Regions from separate parts of the Homo sapiens genome. Here region 2 is linked to region 1. A link is an interaction called in ENCODE POLR2A ChIA-PET data of the cell type or tissue named here. Cell type or tissue: A673. All regions are shown on one strand. Each heading gives the region's core, and the rest is flanking DNA. Links, peaks and the distances in the headings are about the cores only.

What was found. ChIA-PET counts read pairs that join two places held together with the same protein. Peaks named below come from ENCODE experiments on the same cell type or tissue, not always from the same donor. Only the 100,000 strongest peaks of a DNase experiment are listed, where the experiment ranks them.
Region 2: POLR2A ChIA-PET joins it to region 1 with 7 read pairs; 3 of 35 experiments call an interaction of 5 or more read pairs at or near these places.

What each region holds. Positions count from the first base shown.
Region 1 is chr19:3,302,236-3,311,086 of GRCh38, forward strand. It overlaps LOC105372244 (a long non-coding RNA gene), which reads right to left and starts at 4,667. Exons shown (of 3, transcript NR_187753.1): 1 at 4,614-4,667; 2 at 561-800. In A673, for the core only: CTCF peaks have their summits at 714 (motif pointing left), 2,869 (motif pointing right) and 6,049 (motif pointing right); DNase peaks (open chromatin) are centred at 716, 2,896, 4,636 and 6,056; H3K27me3 peaks cover 451 bases.
Region 2 is chr19:3,017,851-3,026,536 of GRCh38, forward strand. It overlaps TLE2 (TLE family member 2, transcriptional corepressor), which reads right to left. Exons shown (of 20, transcript NM_003260.5): 5 at 7,170-7,232; 6 at 1,849-1,923; 7 at 1,433-1,613; 8 at 1-9. Among named protein-coding and RNA genes, the nearest start is that of TLE2, 7.1 kb to the right of the region's middle. In A673, for the core only: no CTCF peak of the experiment used is centred there; a DNase peak (open chromatin) is centred at 5,080.

The DNA.
Region 1 (8,851 bases), core at 191-8,190:
CAAAAATTGGCCGGGCGTGGTGGCAGGTGACTGTAGTCCCAGCTACTCGGGAGGCTGAGGCAGGAGAATGGCGTGAACCTGGGAGGCGGAGCTTGCAGTGAGCTGAGATCATGCCACTGCACTTCAGCCTGGGTGACACAGCAAGACTCCATCTCAAAAAATAAATAAATAAGTAAGCCAGGCATGGTGGTGGGCACCTGTAATCCCAGCTACTTGGGAGGCTGAGGCAGGAGAATCTCTTGCACCTGTGAGGTGGAGTTTGCATTGAGCCAAGATTGTGCCATTGCACTCCAGCCTGGACAACAGAGCAAGACTCCATCTCAAATAAATAAATAAATATTAAAAAATAAAAATAAAATACACCAATTCCGCCACTGAGTGTCTCCTTAAGAATGAGCAAGGATGTGCTTAGGACAGAGGAACACTAGCTATGCTATAAGTGCTCATCTGAGGCATAGGCTAAGTGACATGCAGGGTGCATTAGTTAGGTGTTGCTGCATAACAATTTACCCATCCCCCAGTCTGTCAGCTTAAAACATACATTATTATCTGACCTACACCATTTCTGTTGATCAGGAGTCCAGGACTGATTTAGCTGGGTGGTTCTGGCTCAGGGTCTCATGAGATTGCAAACTGTCAGCAGCCAAGTCTGTCACATCTGAAGGTTCGACTGGGGCTGGAGGAGCCACTCCTACTCTGGCTCCCTCATGTGGCTGTTGGTGGGAGGCCTCAGCTCTTTGCCACGTGTGAATCTCCATAGTGCTACTTGAGCATCCTTACAACATGGTGGCTGGTTTTTCCTGGAGTGTGATCCAAAAGAGAGAGACAGAGAGAGAGAGACTGCACTGACTTTTTGTTTGTTTGTTTTGAGACAGGGTCTCGCTCTGTTGCCCAGGCTGAAGTGCAGTGGCACCATCCTAGCTCAGTCCAGTCTTGAAATCCTGGGCTCAAGAGATCCCTCTGAGTAGCTGGGTCTACAAATGTGTGCGTCACCATGCCCAGTTTATTATTTTACTTTTTGGAGTGGCGGGGTCTCACTCTATTGCCCAGGCTGGTCTCGAACTCCTGGGCTCAAGCAAGCCTCCCCGCTGGGCCTCCCAAAGTGCTGGGATTACAGGCGTGAGCCACTGTGCCCACTGCAAACATTTACTCTTCACAACTCTGGTAGCTTCCTTTTCCCCAGAGCATGCTACAGCCACACAGTAAAGCCTTACGTCTATTGAGCACCTGCTATGTGCAGCTTGTGATCAACTCTTTTTGTCCTCACCACAACCAACCAACAACGTAGGTTTCTATTATAATTCTCACTTTGCCGATGAGAAAACGGAGGGGCAGGTTTGTGGAGAGGAAAACCCAAGGCCACACAGTTGGTATGTGGTGGAGCCAGGATTTGAAACTGCGACCCGTTAACTCCTGCCTCGGTTCCCCTCCCTTCTCATTCACTGCAGGGATCACAGTTATAACCCCCTGCTTATGTATGCGCTGGCTTGTTTGATGTCTGTCTACCCAACATAACCTGGCGGGTTTCATGACAGGATGGTATGAGTGCACAGTAAGTGTGTTTGGCTTTGTTTTAATGTTATGGGGTTTTTTTTTTTTAATTATTTACTTATTTTGAAAGAGAGTCTCACTCTGTCACCCAGGCTGGAGTGCAGTGGTGCGGTATCAGTTCACTGCCACCTCCACCTGTTGGGTTCAAGCAATTCTGCTGCCTAAGCCTCCCGAGTAGCTGAAAATACAGGCATGGGTCACCATGCCCAGCTAATTTTTGTGTGTGTATGTGTGTGTGTGTGTGTGTGTGTGTGTGTGTGTGTGTATTTTTAGTAGAGATGGAGTTTCCCCATGTTGGCCAGATTGGTCTCGAACCCCTGACCTCAGCTGATCCACCCGCCTCAGCCTCCCAAATGCTGGAATTACAGGCTTGAGCCGCCACGCCCAGCCTGTTTTTATGTTGAGACAGGGTCTCCCTCTGTCACTCAGGCTGGAATGCAGTGGCACAATCATAGCTCACTGAAGTCTCCAACTCCGGGGCTCAAGCAATCTTCCTGCTTCAGCCTCCCAAGTACCTGGGACTACAGATGCATACCATCACACCTGGCTAATTTTTTTCAGTATTTTTTGTAGAGACGGGGACTAGTTATGTTGCCCAGGCTGGTCTCAAACTCCTGGGCTCAAGCGATCCTCCTGCCTTGGCCTCCCAAAGTGCTGGGATTACAGGCATGAGCCCTTACACCTGGCTGAATTTTGTTTTTCTGTTCCCTGTTGCCTAGCACATGATACCTGCTTACCATTAATAAATGCACTAAAAACACAATGGTTGAGTTTAGAACCAGACTGTCCCAGGTTTGAAACCGGTTTATAACATTGAATGGCTGTGTGTCCTTGAGCCAGCAGCTGAATCCTCTGGGGACCAGTTTTTCTCTCTCTCTCTGGAAAACGAGGCCAATCCAGCTCACAAAGCGTTAATATGTATAAAGTCCTTCCTGGCCCGGAGAAAGCACTGCAGAAGCTTTAAAATAAATCAGCCCTTAAAAATTCACTTTCCGGCTGGGTGCGGTGGCTCACGCCTGTAATCCCAGCACTTTGGGAGGCCAAAGCGGGCGGATCACTTGAGATCAGGAGTTCGAGACCAGCCTGGACAAAATGGCAACCCCCCCCTCCAACTCTACTAAAAATGCAAAAATTAGCCGGGTGTGGTGGTGCGCACCTGTAATCTCAGCTACTCGAGAGGCTGAGGCAGGAGAATCGCTTGAACCCGGGAGGCGGCGGTTGCAGTGAGCCGAGTTCCCGCCACTGCACTCCAGCTTGGGCGACAGAATGAGACTTTTTTTTAAAATTACTTTCCGGATGCTTTCGCTCCAGCGACCAGCAGGGGGCAGCAAAAACCCATGCCTTCTTTCAGGCTCTGTGCCTTGGCTTGAAATGTGCAAGATTTATTGAGCTCGGAGGGAGACTGTGAGGGGACTCCCTGGCTTCTCTCCTGGGACGCAAAAGTTGCCCCGTGCAAACTTTCTAGCCTGCAAGGTCGGCCCCGCTCCTCCTCCCCTTTTCTCTCCAGTAACTGAATGTGGTTTGGCTGCCAGGCCTTTGCACGTGCGGTTTCCCTAGCCTGGAACACTCTGTTCCCACCCTGGAGGTCGGAGATGCTGGGTTGGGATGGAGACACCCGTGACCTGCTAGGCCCAGGGCATGGCGTTAGCAAAGGTGGGGGTAGAAGTAGGAATTACTGGCCGGGCGCGGTGGCTCACGCCTGTAATCCCAGCACTTCGGGAGGCCGAGGTGAGTGGATCACCTGAGGACGGGAGTTCGAGACTAGCCAGACCAACATGGAGAAACCCCGTCTCTACTGAAAATACAAAATTAGTCGGGTGTGGTGGTGCATGCCTGTAATCCCAGCTACTAAGGAGGCTGAGGCCGGAGAATCGCTTGAACCTGGGAGGCGGAGGTTGCGGTGAGCCGAGATTGCGCCACTGCACTCCAGCCTGGGCGACAAGAGTGAAACGCCGTCTAAAAAAAAAAAAAAAAAAAAAAAAAAAAAGTAGGAATTACCTAGGTCCGAGTTAGAAAACAGAGAGCCCCTCAACTGTGGCCTCGAAACCACACAGAGGACTGAAGCAGGATGTGTGGGGGTAAAACTGAGGGCCAAATAGGAGCTGAGTCCCGACCAAGGGAGCTGGAGTTCCTCACCTCTGGGTCCTCAATATTTGCTGATTGACTTAAGACATGCATGCCCTTAAGCCTTGCATTCTCTCTCCAAGCTTCAGTTTCCTCATCTGTAAGACGGGGCTCATGAGATATATATATATATATGTGTGTGTGTGTGTGTGTGTGTATATATATATATACACATACATATGTGTGTATATACATATAATGTATATGTGTGTATATATGTATATATACGTGTGTATGTGTGTGTGTGTGTGTATACACATAATTTTTGGTTGGTTGTTTGAGACGGAGTCTCACTCTGTCACCCAGGCTGGAGTGCAGTGGCGCGATCTCAGTTCACTGCAACCTCCGCCTCCCAGGTTCAAGAGATTCTGCTGCCTCAGCCTCCCGAGTAGCTGGGATTACAGGTGCGCGCCACCACACCCGGCTAATTTTTGTATTTTTAATAGAGACAGGGTTTCACCATATTGGTCAGGCTGGTCTCGAATCCCTGACCTCTTGATCCGCCCGCCTCGGCCTTCCTGATCCAACCGCCTCGGCCTCCCAAAGTGCTGGGATTACAGGCGTGAGCCACCACGCCCGGCCTGGGCTCAGGTTATTATGCAAACATCCAGAACTGGGCAGATCAAGATGAATGATACCAATGATACTATCACATTATAGGCAAAATAGGACCTTCTCCCCGGTCAGAAAAGTGAACTCTCAGGCATCACTCCTACTGGAATCCAGAGTCAATAAACATTTATGAAGCACCTACTGGGTACTAGGAGCTGTTGTAGAAAGGTACTGGGGAGAAGGCAGGGAACGAAATGTACAAAAATTCTGACCACGTCCATAGTCCCTGGCCCCGCCCCACTACTTGCCCCAACCCTCACAGGAACAGTTTCCAGCCCCGCCCCCAGCCCCGCCTCCTCTCCACCCCCTCACTTTTCTGAACCTACCAGAGCGAGGTGAAGGGTGAGAGTAATCTACATATTCATGAGGGATCAGCCAATCCACAGCCTGAACTCGGATTTGTCTTCAGAGCCTAGCTGATTGTGACGTCAAGAGTGATGCATTACGTAGCCGGGCGCCGTGGCTCATGCCTGTAATCCCAGCACTTTGGGAAGCCGCGGAGGGCAGATCACCCGAGGTCAGGAGTTCAAGATCAGCCTGGCCAATATGGTGAAACCCCGTCTCTACTAAAAATACAAAAATTAGCCGGGTGTGGTGGCGAGTGCCTGTAATCCCAACTACTCAGGAGGCTGAGGCAGGAGGATCGCTTGAATCCAGAAGGCGGAGGTGGCAGTGAGTGGAGATCGTGCCACTGCACTCCAGCCTGGGCCACAGAGCCAGACTCCGTCTCAAAAAAAATAATAATAATAATAAAGTGATGCATTGCGTGATTTTTAAAGGTGCAGCAACCTCTCATGGTCTCAGTTTGCATATCCGTAAAGTACAGGTTGGGGCGTGCGGGACATAGAAACCAGCGCAGTACGATGACGCTGAAATCGCTTTGCCACCTTGGGTGAAATTCAGGGATACGTTTTGAGCGTTCACTACATGTCAGACACTTTACTCCAGCGGGGGCTCCGGAGTTCCTGCTTAGAATGGGAGCTTCAGCACCGGGGGTCGCGGACAGCTCCCGGCTCTGGTCGCAGGGGCTCCCATGCAGGATGACTGGGGACAAGGGTCTGAGCTTTCTCTGCCTGTCTGTCCTCCATCAAAGCCTCAAATGAACTCAGCCCTAATCTCTGACAGCTAAGGGGTTGCTAGTCAGGACAACACTCTGTCCTTGGTCCCCAATCCTGCTCCTCCCTCGTCGTCTGCATCTCAGCTGATGGCAGTTCCATTCTTTTTTTTTTTTTTTTTGAGACGGAGTCTCGCTCTGTCGCCCAGGCTAGAGTGCAGTGGCGCGATCTCGGCTCACTGCAAGCTCCGCCTCCCGGGTTCACACCATTCTCCTGCCTCAGCCTCCCGAGTAGCTGGGACTACAGGTGCCTGCCACCACGCCTGGCTAATTTTTTGTATTTTTAGTAGAGACGGGGTTTCACCGTGTTAGCCAGGATGGTCTCGATCTCCTGACCTCGTGATCCGCCTGCCTCGGCCGCCCAAAGTGCTGGGATTATAGGCGTGAGCCACCGCGCCCGGCCCGGCAGTTCCATTCTTCCGGGTGCTGGAGCCGAATATCAACGCTATCCTGGATCTTTTGTTTCTTGCTCAACTCCAATCTATCAGCAGGTCCTGTCGCCCCTGCCCTCACTATTCCATCCTCAAACGCTCACTTCTTCCTGTTCCTCTGCCTGGGTCCAGCCCCATCGTTGCCCACCTGGACCTGGCGCAGTTGCCTCTGCCTTGGTCCTAGGCTCCACCCTCTGCCACACAGTCTGTCCTCCCTGCAGCAGCCACCAGAGGGGGGCTGTGAGCACCCGAGTTAGGGCCTGTCCCTCCTCTGCCTACAGCACTCCAAGGCTCCCACCTTCCTCTGGGTCAAAGCCTCCCTGTGACCTATAAGGCTGGCAAGACCTTCCCTGTGTTAGCCAGGATGGTCTCGATCTCCTAACCTCGTGATCTGCCTGCCTCAGCCTCCCAAAGTGCTGGGATTACAGGCGTGAGCCACCACGCCCAGCCAATTTTCTGCATTTTGAATATATGTCTGGGTATGTCTCTTAGAGGATATTTATTCTGTTTGGTGTTTTCTGAGCCTCATGGATCTGTGAAAATTATTGGCTATTCTCTGAAAACAATCAGCTGCCCTAGTCTTCCTTCTCCTGTGGGATTCCAATTACACCTGTGTTAGATCACTTGCTCTTCACCTGCAGCTCTTGGATGCTCTTAACCTGTCTTTAACACCTCTCTAATTCTTGCTTTTCTTTTTTTACAAACAGAGCAGGCTTCAGGCTTGATGTTTGGTTAGACTATGATAAGGTTGAGGAGGTTTTTGTTGCATTTATCTTTGGACCTGCCCTCAATTCACGGCAGACTGTAGTGCGGGGGAGGCGTTATTCTTTTCTCTTTAAATATATCTAAGTCTTTTAAAACAAACAGTTTGATCCAAAGAAAAATCTTCACTAATACTTGGACACAGATAAAACGAGAAGGGTGGTCTGTGAGTGACAGCATTGAGAGGCTGCCCTAATCTGGCTTGTTGGTTTTTCAGCTAGGGAAACTGAGGCATGGAGTGGGTAAAGACTTGTAGACCAGGCCGGGTGTGGTGGCTCACACCTGTAATCCCAGCACTCTGGGAGGCCGAGGCAAGTGGATCACCTGAGGTCAGGAGTTTGAGACCAGCCTGGCCAACATGGCGAAACCCCATCTCTACTGAAAATACAAAATTAGCCGGGCGTGGCAGCAGGTGCCTGTAATCCCAGCTACTTGGGAGGCTGAGGCAGGAGAATTGTTTGAACCTGGGAGGTGGAGGGTGCGGTGAGCTGAGATCGCACCATTGCACTCCAGCCTAGGCATCAAGAGTGAAACTCCATCTAAAAAACAAAAAAAGACGTGTAGACCTGGGCCTTCTGTCCTTGGTACGGGGGGACAGGAACCGGGGTTGGGGGTGTGGTGCAGATGGAGGATCCTCACGAAGATCCAGGTGCTGGCCCAGCGCAGCAGCTGCTGCAGTTTTGATCACTGGGCTGACCCTCTTGGGCCTCAGTTCTCAGAGTGGAAAATGTGGCTGGTCAATCGGGTGTCTCTGGTGGGGGCATAGGCTGTGCTACACAGTGGACGGTCCACAGCCCACCCCGTTGACTGTGCACGGCTGGGTGGCTTGTCTTTCCCATCTGTCTTTCTCACTGTCTCTCTCTCTCCCTAACTCTCTCCCTCTCTGTCTCATTATCTCTGTATCTCTGTCTTTCTCTATCACTGTTTCCCTCTAAATCTTGCTGTCTCTCCTTGTCTCTGTATCTTTGTCTCTGTCTCTCTCCCCTCTATCTCTCTCTTTCACTCTTTCTGCATGTCTTTGTGTGTCTCTGTCTTTCCCTGCCTCTCTGTTCATGTCTGTTTCTCTGCCTCTCATCTCTGTCTTTTTCCGTGATGTCTCTCTGTTTCTTTCTCTTCCTCCCTCTCTCTCCCTTTCTGTCTCTTCTCTCTATCCCTCTCTCTCTCTTCCTCCCTCTCTCCCTTTCTCCCTCTCCCTCTTTCCTTCTTCCCCCTCCCTCCCTCCATCCCTCTCTCCCTCCCTCCATCTCTCTCTCCTCCCTTCTCTCTCTCCCTCCCTCCATCCCTCTCTCCCTCCCTCCATCTCTCTCTCTCCCTCCCTCCCTCCCTGTCTCCATGTCTCTTCCTCTCTCTCCATCTCTCATTCTCTCTCCCCTTCTCCCTCCCTCCTTTCATCTCTCTCTCCCCTTCCCTCCCTCCCTCTCTCTCCCCCTCCCTCTCTTTATCTCTCTCTCCCTCTCTCCATCTCCCTCTCTTTCTCTCTCCCTCCCTCCCTCCATCTCTCTCTCCCTCTTTCCATCTCTCTCTCCATCTCTGTCTCATCTCTCTCCATCTCTCCATCTCTCCATTTCTCCATCTATCTCTCCATCTCTCTATCTCCATCTCTCTCTTCATCTCTCTCTCCATCTCTCTATCTGCCTCTGCATCTCTCCATCTATCTCCATCTCTCTCTTCTTCTCTCTCTCCATCTCTCCATCTCTCTCTCCATCTCTCCATCTCTCTATCTCCGTCTCTGTCTTCATCTCTCCATCTCTCTCCATCTCTGTCAATCTCTCTCTCCATCTCTCTCCATCTCTCTCTCATTCTCTTTCCCCCTTCTCCCTCCCTCCTTTCATCTCTCTCTCCCCTTCCCTCCCTCCCTCTCTCTTCCCCTCCCTCCCTTTATCTCTCTCTCCCTCTCTCCATCTCTCTGTCTCTCATTCTGTCTCCCTCCCTCCCTCCATCTCTCCCTCCCTCCCTCTCTCCCTCCCTCTCTCCATCTCTCCTTCCCTCTCTCCCTCCCTCTCTCCATCTCTCTCTCCCTCTTTCCATCTCTCTTTCCATCTCTCTCTCTCCATTTCTCCATCTCTCTCTCCATCACTCTCTCTCCATTTCTCCATCTCTCTCTCCATCACTCTCTCATTCTCTCTCCCCCTTCTCCCTCCCTCCTTTCATCTCTCTCTCCCCTTCCCTCCCTCCCTCTCTCCCCCTCCCTCCCTTTATCTCTGTCTCTCCCTCTCTGTCATTCTCTCTCCCTCCCTCTCTCCATCTCTCTCTCTCC
Region 2 (8,686 bases), core at 687-8,686, 280 kb before region 1:
CTCTCTCCACTGACAGATTGGGAATGGGATAAAGAGAAAGAAGGAGAAAGAATGAGGCGTTTGTATCCACGGCGCCAGAGGGTACAGCCCTCCAGTTTATAAAGCCCCCCGCCCCCACCACCCCACTCAGAGTCTCTCTACCCTTCCAACACCCTTGCAAGTGGTGGATTATCCCTCCCCTGCATTCAGATCAATGCCCAGAGAGGGATAGTGACTTGCCTCAAGACACACAGCCCATTGGGGGTGATGTTGAACCCCAGGGCCTTGCAGCCGCTCTCATTGATCCCCTCACACTTTACGAGTTGGGGTCTTGCTCTGTTGCCCAGGCTGGAGTGCAGTGGCCCAGTCACAGTTCACTGCAGCCTCGAGTTCCCGGGCTCAAGTGATTGTCCCATCTCAGCCTCCCGAGTAGCTGGGACTCCAGGGGCATGCCACCATGCTTGGCATTTATTTATTTATTTATTTATTTATGAATGAGACAGAGTCTCACTCTGTCGCCCAGGCTGGACTTGGCTCACTGCAACCTCTGCCTCCCAGGTTCAAGCAATTCTCTTGCCTCAGCCTCCCGAGTAGCTCAGATTACAGGCACCCACCACCATGCCCAGCTAATTTTTGTATTTTTAGTAGAGACAAGGTTTCACCACGTTGACCAGGCTGGTCTCAAACTCCTGACCTCAGGTGATCTGCCCGCCTCGGTCTCCCAGAGTGCTGGGATTACAGGCGTGAACCACCGTGCCTGGCTATCTATTTTTATTTATTTATTTATTTATTTTAATTTTTTTGAGACAGAGTCTCACTCTCTCACTCAGGCTGGAGTACAGTGGCACAATCTTGGCTCACTGCAACCTCCGCCTCCCAGGTTCAAGCGATTCTCCTGCCTCAGCCTCCCGAGTAGCTGAGATTACAGGCACCCGCCACCACTCCTGCCTAATTTTTTTTGTATTTTTAGTAGAGATGGGGTTTTCCCATGTTGGCCAGGCTGCTCTCGAACTCCTGGCCTCAGGTGATCCAGCCACCTCGGCCTCCCAAAGTGCTGGGATTACAGGCATAAGCCACCATGCCCAGCCTGTGCTTGACTAATTTTTAAATTTTTCATAGAGATGGCGTCTTGCTATGTTGCTTGGGCTGGCCTCTAACTCCCGGCCTCAAGTGATCCTCCTGCCTCGGCCTCCTAAGTACCTGGGAATACAGGTGTGCACCATCCCACCCAGCAAATTTTTAAATTTTTGTAGAGACGGGGTCTCGCTCTGTTGCCCAGGCTGGTCATGAACTCCTGGGCTCAAGCGATCCTCCCGCCTCGGCCTCCCAAATTGTTGGGATTATAGGCATGAGCCACTTCATCCCCTCACGCTGATGTTTGCTACCCTGGACTGCCAGTCGTCCTCCCCAGCCCCGTCTCCCCAGCCAATGCCACCCCGTGCTGCCCACTCACCTCTGGACCCCTCGGCCTCCACGCCCGCACGGTCCTCCTTGACAGCCGCCGCCAGCTGAGCCTGGGCAGCCAGGGCTCCAGACAGAGCAAGCAGCCCCGTAGCACTGCCGCCCACCAGCCCGGCTGGGCGGGGGGTGAGGGGCACAGGGGGTGCGTGGTGGGACAGCGGCTGGAGCTGCTGCTGCTAGAAAGGAGGCAGGATGGGCCGGGGCGGGGGGCGGCAGGAGCCCAGCGGTCCCCAGCCCAAGAGGTAGACACAGGGGATGGGACCTAAGCACAGCATGTGCCCCTGGGGTTCCCAGGACCACTGGAGCCAAGGCCCACACACCACCCCAGCTTTAACACCTCCTGGGTGGGTGCCAGGGACCTGGGAGTGGGCGTCTCCCCATGGCGGGGCAGGGGCTAGAGAGACTCACCCCGATGAGGCTGTTCAGCTCCCCCACGGTGACCTGCTTGGCGCGTTCTACGGCCTGGAGCACCTGCTGCTGATGCTGGCGGGTGGAAGGGATCAGGTAGAGGGTACATTGAGCCCCTGCTCATGCTAGCGGTGCCCTTGGGGACCTGACCTCTCCCCGCCACCCTCTCATCTTTGCCCCGGTACTTCCCATTTCTCTTTTATCTTTTTCCCTCTCACTCTCTCCCTTTCCTTTTGGAATTTTGAAATAAGCACACGGAGAAAGAAACCAAACCTAAGTGCAGGTAGAATAGTTACAAATCAGGCCGGGCATGGTGGCTCACGCCTGGAATCCCAGCGCTTTGGAAGGCTGAGGTGGGCAGATCACCTGAGGCCAGGAGTTCGAGACCAGCCTGGCCAACATGGTGAAACACCTGTAATCCCAGCTACTCAGGAGGCTGAGGCAGGAGAATCGCTTGAACCCGGGAGGTGGAGGTTGCAGTGAGCCGAGATCGTGCCAATGCATTCCAGCCTGGGTGACAGAGCGAGACTCTGTCTCAAGAAAAAATATATATATATTACAAATCACAGTCTCTCCTTTGGAGCATCGAAGAACCAAAGACATCTGGGGCTGGATTGTTCTCTGGGGCGGGGCTGTTCCAGGCACTACAAGGAGCCGAGCAGCATCCCTGGCCTCCACCCACTCCATGCCAGGGGCACCCCCAGTTGTGACAACCACAGACGTCTCCTGGTGGTAAAACTACCCCCAAGAAAAAAAAAACACTGTGATAAATCGGCACCATGGACCCTTCTCCTAGGTTAAGGAACAGAAAGTACCAGACTCCAGGGGCCCCCTACACTCCCTGCCATCAGAACACCCTCCCTCCTCCACCTTCATGACAATAATTTCTTTGTTTTTCTGTATAATTCTGCCTCCTACGATCGCCTTCCTAAACCTGCGTGGATTTGTCCGTTTTCAACTACGTTGTGGGCTCATTCTCTGAGTTCTCTTTGGCATCTGGCCTCTCAGCATAACATTTTAAGCTTCTTCCATGATGTGGTGGGTGGCGGCAGCATATTCAGCTTTCAGAGCTGTGGGACTCTGCTGCGAGAAAATGTTATATCTGAGCCGGGCGCGGCGGCTCATGCCTGTAATCACAGCACTTTGGGAGGCCAAGGCAGGTGGATCACTTGAGGTCAGGAGTTCAAGACCAGCCTGGCCAACATGGTGAAACCCTATCTCTACTAAAAATACAAAAAAAATTAGCCAGACGTGGCGGCGGGTGCCTATAATACCAGCTACTCGTGAGGCTGACACAGGAGAATCACTTGAACCCAAGAGGCACAGGTTGCAGTGAGCCAAGATTGCACCACTGCACTCCAGCCTGGGAGACAGAGTGAGACCCAGTCTCAAAAAAAAAAAAAAAAAAAAAAAAAAGGGGGGGGGGTGCTGAGCGTGGTGACTCACACCTGTAATCCCAGCACTTTGGGAGGCTGAGGCAGGTGGATCACGAGATCAGGAGTTCGAGACCAACCTGACCAAGATGGTGAAACCCCATCTCTACTAAAAATACAAAAATTAGTCAGGCATGGTGGCATGCACCTGTAATCCCAGCTACTCGGGAGGCTGGGGCAGGAGAAACACTTGAACCCGGGAGTTAGAGATTGCAGTGAGCCAAGATCGTGCCATGCACTCCCGCCTGGGTGACAGAGCGAGACTCAGTCTCAAAAAAAAAAGAAAGAAAGAAAATGTTGTATTTTTGCTGTTCCACACAGAAGCCACTGGCCATGTGTGTGGCCACCAGGCATTTGACATGTGGCTGGTGCAACTGATGAATAGAATGATTAATTTTATTAAATTTAAGTGAATACAAGTTTAAATATAAAATAAATTTAATAGGCTTATTTTTATTTTTACTTTTTTGAGACGTAGTCTCACTCTGTTGCCCAGGCTGGAGTGCAATGGCATGCTCTTGGCTCACTGCAACCTCCGCCTCCCAGGTTCAAACAATTCTCCTGCCTCAGCCTCCCAAGTAGGTGAGATTACAGGTGCGCACCACCACACCCAACTAATTTTCATACTTTTAGTAGAGACGGGGTTTCACCATGTTGACCAGGCTGGTCTTGAACTCCTGATCTCAAGTGATTTGCCCCCCTCAGCCTCCCAAAGTGCTGGTATTACAGGTGTGAGCCACTGCGCCCAGCCTAAATATAAATTTAAATATAAAATTAACTTAATAGATTTCAGGTCGGGCGCAGTGGCTCATGCCTGTAATCCCAGTACTTTAGGATGCTGGAGTGGGAGGATTACGCTAGTCCAGGAGTTTGAGACCAGCCTGGGCAACATGGTGAGACTCCCTCTCTGTTACATTATACATATATACTTATTTAAGCCGGAGTCTCACTCTGTCGCACAGGCTGGAATGCAGTGGCGTGATCTCGGTTCACGCTAACCTCCGCCTCCCAGGTTCAAGCAATTCTCCTGCCTCAGCCTCCCGAGTAGCTGGGATTACAGGCACCTGCCACCACACCCAGCTAATTTTTGTAAAAAAAAATTTTTTTAGGCCAGGTGCGGTGGCTCACGCGTGTAATCCCAGCATTTTGGGAGGCCGAGCCAGATGGATCACCTGAGGTCAGTAGTTCAAGACCAGCCTGGCCAACATGGTGAAACCACCCCCCCACCCCATCTACAAAAATACAAAAACTAGCCGGCATGATGGTGGGTGCCTGTAATCCCAACTACTCGGGAGGCTGAGGTGGAAGAATCGCTTGAACCCAGGAGGCAGAGATTGCAGTGAGCTGAGATCGTGCCATTGCACTCCAGCCCGGGCGACAGAGCAAGACTCTGTCTCAAAAAAAAAAAAAATTTTTTTAAGGAAAAAAATAATAGATTTAAATATTATTAATAGTTAACCTAAGTGTAAATGATCACACGGGGCTGGTGACTGCCGTGTAGGATAGCGGAACAGTAGTATATTCCACTGTATGCACTCTGAGGCTGCTTGTGTATACACGCTCCTGAAGACAGACATCTGGGCTGTCTCCACCAAGGAGGTATCAGGATGCGGATACAGAGCTCCCATGGGGGTGCACCTGTGTGTGGGTGTGTGTAGGATGGGTTGGAAGACTTTCTAGAAAGGGCCAGAGAGTGAAAACATTTTCCCTCTGCAGGCCAGAGGTCTCTGTTGCAACTACCAAACTCTGTCACTGTAATGGGAAAGCTGCTGGAAATGATATGTACATGAGTGGGCGTGGCTATGTCAATAAAACTTTATTTGCAAAAACAAGTGGAGGGGTGGAGCTGGCCCTCGAGCTGCAGTTTGCTAATTCCTGGAAATGTGTGCCTTACTCATTCCTTTCAACAGTCATTTTACCTAATCTTTTTTTTTTTTTTTTGAGACAGAATCTCGCTGTGTTGCCCAGGCTGGAGTGCAATGGTGCGAACTCGGCTCACTGCAACCTCCACCCCCCGGGTTCAAGCAATTCTCCTGCCTCAGCCTCCCGAGTAGCTGGGACTAGCCCAGCTAATTTTTGTATTTTTAGTAGAAATGAGGTTTCACCATACTGGCCAGGTGGGTCTCAAACTCCTGACCTCATGACCCGCACGCCTTGGCCTCCCAAAGTGCTGGGATTACAGGCGTGAGCCACTGGGCTCGGCCTACCTAAACTTCTTGCGGCTCTTGCCTTTCTCTAGACCACCTCGTCCCCACTTTCCGCTGCAGATGCTCTTTATGTTCTGTGTCTACACAGGACCTCTCCCCACCCCAAGCTTCCAGAAATCTCAGACTCAGTGGAATCTGAACAAACTGAGCATCTCCCCTCTGGGTTTGGTCCTCAAGGCATCAAGGATCCTCCCAGTGTATCCACTCTGAAGTAGAACTATCTTTCACGTCTCTCTGAAGAGAGAACGTACCACACAGAAACAGGGACAGTGCAGGCTGGGTACAGTGGCTCACACCTGTAAACCCAACACTCGGAGCCTGACACGGGCGGATTGCTTGAGTCCGGGGGTTCGAGACCAGCCCGGGCAACATAGGGAGACCCGTCTCTACTAAAAATACAAAAATTAGCCGGGCGTGGTGGTGCACGCCTGTAATCCCAGCTACTCAGGAGGCTGAGGCATGAGAATCGCTTGCACCCAGGAGGTGGAGGTTGCAGTCAGCCAAGATCATGCCACTGCACTCCAGCCTGGGTAACAGAGCAAGAATCCATCACACACACACACACACACAAAAGAAAAGAAAAAGAAAAAAGAAACAGGGACTGTGCAAAGGTACTGAGGATGAAAGGAACCTGGGGCACTCTCAGAAGAGCTAACTTTTTTTTTTTTTTTTTTTGAGATGGAGTCTAACTCTCTCACCCAGGCTGGAGTGCAGCGGCGCAATCTCTGCTCACTGCAACCCCCGCCTCCTGAGTTCAAGCAATTCTATTCTCCTGCCTCAGCCTCCCGAGTAGCTGGGATTACAGGCAAACACCACCATGCCCGGCTAATTTTTTTTTTTAAGTTTTAGCAGAGACAGGGTTTCACCATGTTGGACAGGCTGGTCTCGAACTCCTGACCTCTGGTGATCCACCTGCCTCAGCCTCCCAAAATGCTGGGATTACAGGCAGGAGCCACCGCACCTGGCCGAATTACAGTCCATTTTAACCATTTGTAAGTGCACAGCTCAGCAGCATAAAGCACACACACGGTTGTGCAGCCATCCCCAGCACCATCTCCAGAATTTTCCCATCTTCCCAAACTGAATTTCTGTCCCCATAAAACTCTCACTCCCCGTCCCCTCCCCAACCCCTGGCACCCCCCATTCTGCTTTCTGTCTCAGTGAACCTGACGACCCTGGGACCTCCTAGGAGTGGATCACCCAGTGTTTGTCCCTCAGTGACTTCTTCTAGCAAGACGGTAGGGTTAACTTTCATCAGGTGCTGAGTAAGCGTACCCATCATCTCCAGCACCCTGGGTGTATGAGCTCATCTCAACTTCACACCTACGCTACTGAAAAAACAGAGACAAGTGTCCTGCCTGAGGCCACACAGCCAGGATTCAGACCCAGGCAGCCAACTTGCAGGGCTTGAGGGGGTCAGCTCTATGCCTTGCTTCCCATCAAGGGGGAAAACAGCCCCCAGTCCTCACCCTCAGCCAACACCTCCCTCCATCCCTGCAGCCCCTGCCCCAGCGGGATGCCTGGCCTCAGGGCTGCGGGACTACTGCAGTGAAAATGGTCTCTATCCGTGCTGCAGGCTACGCGGCAGAATCAGTGCCTGGGGCGTCCTCGCCCAGACCTACCCCCTCCCGTCTTCTTCCGGCTCCCTTCCCCTCCTCCCCCCACCCCCAGGCCCACTCACCTCCTGGGTCAGGAAGGGGATAATCTGAGCGCAGATACCGCTCAGACGCTTCACAATCTCCGCCTGGCAGGAAGCAATGAGAGGAAGCTTGGAGCGGGGTAGAGATTTGCAACCCAGCTCTGGACTCCCAGGCGGACCAGGTGTTGGCAAAGCCGAAGGGTTGGGGAGGTGACGCCCGCAGGTGCACAGAGGGAACTCAGGCTAGCATGGCATGGGCCGAGGTGGGATTCAGAGCCCCACCAGGCTGCGTGCTCAGCTGAGCGAGGCCCAGGGTGGCCTGGAGCTGGGAAGACCAGGGCTGAGGTCCTACGAGTCACAGATACACCACCCGCCAGACGCACACCCGCCAGGGATTTGCAGGAGGCAGACGCTCAGACACCCAACTCAGACGCAGACACTCAGAGGTGCTGGGCTCAGCTGAAACAAAGGAAAGGGGCCTCCGCCTGGAGTCCCAGATTCCAGCCCCGGCTTGGCCCACGTCTGTCCCAGGCAAGGCCCCTTTCTTGGTCTCCTCCGCTTCCCAGGACTGATCTACCAGCTGGGGATGCCTCCAGGTGGAGATCTCAGCACGCCACACTCAAGGGAAGGATTTCATCTGGAGAGGGTCTGGGCCCAGGTGCCCCAAAGAGGCTGAGCAGACGAGAAGGCGTGTGGGTGGGGAAGGGGGCGGGCATACAATGGCCACGGACTTTGCCTCTGCCTGAGTTACAGGTGTGCTGTGTGTCTGGCGAAGTCTGTGTCTCCTATTCCCACCAGGAGGGTGGAACTGGGATCCCAGGGTGTCCCGCACCCCATAAAGGGGGGTCTATTGCGTGGACCCATGGGACCACGCCATGCTTCAGCAGACAAGCCCCCTCCTGCCCACATCAGAACCAACAGAACCCCCACACATGCAGGAAAGCATGCCAGGGTGGGCAACCCCAGGCACCCCACACTCCCAGCCCACCCCCTTCTCCTTCCCAGCCACCGGGAAGTCCCAATACAAGGTTCTGCTCATTGATTCTAATATTCTGATAGAATCTAGGAGCCCATGAAGCTCAGAAGTTTGGGACCCCTCTCATCCCTTTAGAAACCACTGGCCAGTCTCAGGATCTCAGGATTAAGCATGGACCACTAAAGTCAATTTTAGAATCTTTGGGTCTATTGGCCGGGCAAGGTGGCTCACTCCTGTAATCCCAGCACTTTGGGAGGCCGAGGCAGGTGGATCACCTGAGGTCAGGAGTTCAAGACCAGCCTGGCCAACATGGAGAAACCCCGTCTCTACTAAAAATACAAAATATTAGCCAGGCATGGTAGCAGGCGCCTGTAATCCCAGCTCCTCGGGAGGCTGAGGCAGGAGAGGCGCTTGCACTCAGGAGGCAGAGGTTGCAGTGAGCCAAGATCAGGTCATTGCACTCCAGCCTGGGCAACAAGAGTGAAACTTTGTCTCAAAATTTAAAAAAAAAAAAAAAAAAAAAAAATCTTTAGGTCTATCTCAGAACCTTGAGATCAGAAGTTCGGGAATAGCCTCAGAACCT